Regions from separate parts of the Homo sapiens genome. Here region 1 is linked to region 2. Evidence: chromatin contacts called from ENCODE Hi-C data. All regions are on one chromosome and are shown on one strand. Each heading gives the region's core, a stretch centred on a gene start or an enhancer-like site at or near the end of the contact. The rest is flanking DNA. Distances are from core to core; before and after follow the strand shown.

Evidence for each region. Hi-C counts contacts between places; a loop is a spot of excess contacts on that map. Pooled maps may share reads with other maps.
Region 1: a map of ascending aorta shows a loop between it and region 2 (6-fold over the local background). The contact joins two enhancer-like sites. A Hi-C loop is called at or near these places in 4 of 168 maps with a recorded cell type or tissue (CD4-positive, alpha-beta T cell, aorta, ascending aorta and 1 more) and 4 of 50 pooled maps.

What each region holds. Positions count from the first base shown.
Region 1 is chr2:17,976,021-17,979,168 of GRCh38, forward strand. No RefSeq gene overlaps it. Among named protein-coding and RNA genes, the nearest start is that of KCNS3, 99 kb to the left of the region's middle. Within about 2 kb of position 1,476, at least 11 of the 41 ENCODE cell types and tissues checked have a DNase peak (open chromatin) inside an H3K27ac peak, as active enhancers do; they include ascending aorta, where a contact is called at or near this core.
Region 2 is chr2:17,933,562-17,936,823 of GRCh38, forward strand. No RefSeq gene overlaps it. Among named protein-coding and RNA genes, the nearest start is that of KCNS3, 57 kb to the left of the region's middle. Within about 2 kb of position 1,375, at least 2 of the 41 ENCODE cell types and tissues checked have a DNase peak (open chromatin) inside an H3K27ac peak, as active enhancers do; they include ascending aorta, where a contact is called at or near this core.

The DNA of each region.
Region 1 (3,148 bases), core at 226-2,725, 43 kb after region 2:
CCAGGAAGAGGGCCCTCACCAGAACTGACCATGCTGGCACCTGATCTTGGACTTCCCAGCCTCTAGAACTTTGAGAAATACATTTCTGTTGTTTAATCCACCCATTTTTGTAATAGCAGCCCAAACTGACTAACACAACAACATAGGGCTTTGTAATTGGTTCTTGCTCTGTTTTAATTTGGTGATTGGAGCTCTTACTTGCCAACAGCCTGCTGAGTCCTGATTTAATTTTCTGCTTTGTATTCCGCATCGGGTTTATAATTTTGCCTCACCTCTTTCAGGGATGGGATCTTAGTTCATTTGTTCTGCTATTAATGAATATCTGAGGCTGGGTAATTCATAAATAATAGAGATTTATTTGGCTCGTGGCTCTGCAGCCTGTCATGGCATAAGCATCTGTTTCTGGTGAGGGCCTCAGGAAGCTTCCACTCATGGGGGAAGGCAAAAAGAAGTAGGCATTACCTGCTCTTTTCAACAACCAGTTCTTATGGAAACTAATAGAGCAAGAACTCATTGACTACTGTGAGGATGGCACCAAGCCATTCATGAGGGATCCATCCTCATGACCCAAACACCTCCTACCAAGCCCTATCTCTAACACTGGGGATCAGACTTCACCATGAGTCTTGGTAGGGGCAAACAAACTATATTCAGACCACAGAAGATGGGTATCAGACTTCAGCCTACAGGCAGCCTTCTCCAACTGCTGCCCTGCCAGTGAGTGCTATTCGGAGCCCCTTCACCCACTATGCATACATGAAGGTTATGCCAACATCAACTGGTGGCTTACAACAGCAGGAGTTCTCAAAAGGTGGTGAGGGAAGTAGCCATAGCCCTTTAATTGGGATAGGAGGTATAGTTTGAAAAAGCCCAGATGACTGCGATAGAGCCTCTTCCCCACAGTCCCCACTGGGAACTGGTCCCAACCCAACTCTGTCTGACTCACATGTTCCTTCAGGACAGCAAGAGGAGGGGTTTTGAGGCTATTTCTGTTCTATTTTGAGTAGGTAAACAGGTGCTTCCAGAAAGGCTGTCTGTGCTTTTGATTCCGAAAATAGGCATCTCAGTAGTATCAGATAGCAAAAAGTAGGCGAGGCAGTGATTTTGGAAAGAAACTACTGTAGCTGTTTGTTTTGTCGCCTGACCCTACCCATGGCACCACCCAGTCCTATAAACAGATGGCTCCTCCTCTGGAGCAGCCAGGATCCAGCTTCTCAGGGGTCACTTGAGCAGCCACACACTGCATTCCTTCCTCCTTCTGCAACAGAATGGGATCAGGCCAATGAGAGATTATCCAGGTTTTCCTCCTTTTTTTTTCCTTTCTTAAAAAAACTTGTAATAAGCTGACTTTGTACAGTGGAATGTTCTTTGTGGCTTATGAAGAAATAAACAGTAGTCTTGGTGGCTCTTAGGAATATATGCGGTGGGGCTTAAGACTCTTGAGAACGTTGCCAGTCCCAGTGACTGCTCTGAGATGAGGTCACATGAGTTGTCTCCCTGAGTAACAAAAGGTGGGATTCACATGACTGGGCTGACCCCAGTTGGCTGATTATTCAGTTCAGACAGAGCTAAAGAAAACCAGTTGCCCACTGGCCTTTCAACTCTGCTTCTTTCCTGTTATTTCTTCAGCCATTTATAGTCTAGTGTCTGGAGAGAGCTGGTCCAAAGTTTGGCAGGACTTGAAACAGATAAATCATTTGCAGACCAGTAAGGGCCTTACAGCTTTACTAGGAAAGGAAAAAATGGAAGCTTGGATTGAGGTGTGCTGATGTCTCCTTTTACTGGCTCAGAGTGTTTTCATTTTAACCCCCATTGAGGCCAAGCACAATTCCAGAATCACATTCTGCGCCTTTGCTGGGTAAATACTCCGTTACACACTTGGTGGGCAGGATCTAAGAATTCCCTGCAGGCAAATGAATATGAACTGGACACAGTAGGAGATATTGCAGTGCTGTGAGTGAAGTGCACCACGACGTTTTTCTCAGGGCTGTGCCAATACCTGCCAGGTTGTGAGAAGTTCACAGTCATGTTACTGTTCATCTTGCATCTGCTTAGAATTGACCTTCCTAAATCTCAGTTCCAGATTCTTTTATTTTCTTTCAACTTTTAGAATCAGAGGGTACATGTACAGATGTGTTACATGGGTATGTTGAGTGATGTCGAGGTTTGGAGTATGATTGAATCAGTCAATCAGTCACCCAGGTGGTGGTGAGCGTAGTACCCTGTAGATTTACTAGCTTCTGTGCTTGTATGGGGTCACCTACTCAAAGAGGGCTTTGTTTTCACTTTTAAATGTAAACCAGATAATTTAGGTTACATATGATAGAAAAAAAGAGGCAAGAAAATAAAACCCTGTAAGTCATTTCCTATGTTTTCTCCACCACACATCTAATAAGTTATCAATTCCTCCTGATTATGCCTTTCACACATCCCTCTAATATATCATATGCTCACTTAGGTTAAGGTTTAGGGTAGGTTAAGGCTCCACTATGTCCCAACTGGAATATTTCAATAGCATCCTGACTGGTCTTGCTACCTCCAATCCTAATTTACCTTTGTTGTTTTTTTTATCCTTCTAGTGGAATGACATTTCAGAACACAAAAATGACCATGTCACAGCCCTGTGTATAAGTTTTCAATGGCTTTTGATCACCTGTGGAATGAATTCCAACCCTTTGTCTTAGTACATAAAGCTTGTCACAATGTGGCTGCTGGTTTTCCTCTCCGTTCTCCTGCCTCTCCACACTCCGGCATGCACCGTTCTCCAGGTCTGTGTGGAGACCAGGCTGTCTCATGCTCATCTGTGTCTCTGCTCCTCCCCATATGTTTCTACCAATGACTCTCACCTCTTCATCGTGCAAACTCTGATTAATCTTTCAGCATTCAGCCCAGACAATACCTCCCCTAGGGAAACTTTGTAGATCCATCTCCTCAGGTGGGCTGGAGACCCTGTATCTGGGCTCTAGTAGTATGTGTCACACTGAATTGTAATTTTTAACTTGCTGAGAATCTCCATGTAGACTCTGAACCTCTTGAAAGTAGAAACTGTATCTTATTTGACTTTGCCTGTGTCATTTGTGGCTCTGTTTTTGGACCCTTTATTCTGTTCTATTGCTAAATATGGCTGTATTTATGCCAATATCACACT
Region 2 (3,262 bases), core at 125-2,624:
GACATACATACGCATTTTCAGACAGTGGCAGAGCAATTCTATCCCATGTGGAGAGAATTTAGCTAAAGTGTTAATTTTGGAGATGTGTGGAGACTGTCACGCACGCCACCAGGGGCTGGTTATGGATTCTTTACCTGAAGTCTTTCCAGTGGAAGAGCCACATGGATTTGTTATGTTTGTAGATGCATTTCATTGAAAGAAGGGCATTATCAGATATAGGTAACTCTTTGACTCATCACTCCTCTTAATGTTTCTATGGCTTCGGAGATGGATATAACTAAACAGGGTTTATGGCCACTTTTAAATCTGGAGGTTTATTACATGCATGTGTGTTACCCCCTGCTCATTAAAAAAAAATCTTTTCTCCAAAATGCATTTTTGATATTGGAATAAGTATAGTTTTGAGGCACAGCAATAGAATTTGGGATCTTGTTTTATCAAAGATTTTCTAATTAGTGGTGAAGTAACTGAAGACTCCTTATGTAATAATAGTAACAGTAGTAGTAATAGTAACAAGAACAGCAATAATCATATGATAATACGCTAACTGTGTAATTGCATTTATTTATTACAACATCCCTTGAAGCAAAAGTTTGATACTATTCCCATTTTAAGATGAGGAAACTAAGGTTTGCAGGGAAGGTGGCTTGCGGAAGTTCAAGAGTCAGTAGTGGGGTTGGGCTCTGGACCCAGGAGGCTGACTCCAGGGCCTGTGCTTTTCACTGGCCCCTGCTCTGCCGTGTTAGGGAGTGGATTTAAGGAAACATCAGAACACAGTGCATCTGAAGGGACAAAGAGCCACAAACACTGTCAGACTTTGACTTTTTAAGGATGTGAGCTGAAAGGGGAAAATGCTGGCTTATGTATCTTCCCTTTCCTAATCCAGACATCAGATACACTTATTTACAGAGACAGTTTTCTAGAATGCCCCTCGAAGCTGGAATAGGCTCTGAGGGTCTGTCCCTGAGGACACTGCATGGCAGACACAGCAGAAACTGTGGCTCTGTAAGAGCCTAGAAATGCCTTCACTGGTGAGACCAAGTAGAGTAAGGGGAGCTTTGACAGTTGGACCTGTGTAGGAACTGAGTTTCTGCCTGTGTCTCATATTAATTGCTGGAGAGCGGCTTGCTGTGTGGCATGAGTGGTGGTGGTGGCTTCCCTCTGGGCTTGGCCGGCTGCAAACCCTTCCCCCAGCCCCTTCTCAGCCCGGTCCCTGCCATACTCTTCAGTTAGAATCCCTGCCACATCCCTAGGCCTCCATGCCACAAGTTGCAGTGCCTTGTGTTTATTTTAGCCTCTCTGAGCTTCCCCACCATCCACACAGGGCTCCTCTTCCTCATTCCCACATGGTGACATGCTGGGTTCCTTCTTTCTCCAAGACTTGAGTCAGTGGCTGAACACGCACTCTCAGGGATGCTGGCCAGGGACTGAGGCACTGCCTGTTTCTGTGTTGATTGGTCCTGGGCATCAGGGTTCATTTGTGGGAGACCCGACCACTTCAGGGAGTTTTATCCTGTAATTCTTTCCAGTTCTTTCTTCTTGTCCTGTGACTGCTTTTTCTCCTCCCAGTTCCTCAGATTTGTTTTCGTCCACAGCAGTACTTTATGGCGGTTTGGAAGGCCATTGACTCTCCAAGCACCTGTGCCACCTGAGTCGATTTTCTCTTTCCCATCCCCTCTGCCCTGGAGATTGTATTCAACTTCCGCTTGTTTTCATTCAGCATTTCCTGAGTGCTTGCTCTGATATATGTTCAGGGCAGCCTCCGGGAATAGCAGACTGAGACTCCATCCTTATCCTCTGGGGGCCTTCAGGCCAACAGGAAACAGGGGTCAATTGGCTCACCTCTTTATCTCTCTGTGTGGAGAGAGAGAGCAAAGAGAGAAGAGGCTTCCTGGAGGAGGCGACACCTGAGCTGTTCAGGGCTCCAGTCTCTGAGTCTGGTGAGTTCGGTTTGATGTTAGGGATAAAACCTTCACTGATACTGAGCAGTTGGAGTCTGTTGCCTCCCAGATCCCACTTTCCAGCCATATACACTGCTAATCTCTGCCTCTGTGGCTTCTCTTTTCTCCCATTTTGCTGACCACCCTACTTTAGTTAAAAGATCTTTCACCTTTAGATATGCTGATATCTCATTTTATTTTTTCCTGTGGAGGTTTAAATATGCTGATATAGGTAACTTGGTGACTTTACTTGCTCTTCCTGTTTTTTTTTTTTATTGTTTGCTTTTGGTCTCTCAATTGCTTGTGTACATGCCTGAAATCTTCCTCAAGCGTTTATTTTATGTTTAACTCGGAGTTTTAGGGGCACTTGCTATTGTTTCTGTCTAGATGGTTATGGTGGGCCATTGTCTTGTGGCTTCTATGCTGTGAGACCGCTGTTCTATTTTATAGAGGCTGATTAATGTTACCGGAGAAGCTGTAACTAATGTTCAGAAATGGGTATTTTGTACCATATGGAACTGCCAATATCTGTCACTTTTTGATTGAGAATAACAGCAGTTTCAATATGGTTCAATTTATTGTTAAAGGTTTGCCTCATGTTAGCACAAAGGTATTTCTCAAGTTCTTAGACAAGCTTGTGGCAGGTCCTACCTACTACATGTCTGGTTTAAGGAAGAAGTGAGCACCAGGATGCCTGGGGATTTAGGACTAGCACCAGGCTTGCTGGCTGGGTGAGTAGGAGATGGGGGAGAACCTCTCTGAGCTTGTTTTCTTAGATTTGAGATGAATACATTAATTGCTGGAATTCTTTGTATCCCTGACACTTGTATAATTTGCTTTGTTACTGCAAAATGGCTAGTTCCCTTCTAACTTTGCTTACATTATAAATGTGCATAGCAAAAACCGATTTTAAACTACTCTCTGATTTTTCTTATCTTCTCAGTAGAATCCTAACCAATGAGGTTTTATTTCCTGTTGTTGAGGGCCCAAGGGATTGACTACCTTAAAACTTAGGTTATTAAAAACATTTACAAAGGATCATTTATTTCTTCCCTATGTCTGGTGGTGAGGAGTGAAGGCCCCTAAAATGCTGGAATGATATTGGGTGAAAGACCTCTTGAACTTCAAAAAGTGCATGATTTTGGTTTGCTTTAAAATCACCTGGTGGCTTAAACTTTGTTCATTTTCAGCATCTGCTGCTTTGCCCTTCCGAGGAAGAATGCCAAAGCATTTAAGAACACAGGAAAAAGAGGAGGGGTGAGCTGAGAGAGAGAAAACTCACAGGTCCTTGATGGCTAAGCACTGCTTAAAGCCATGGAATG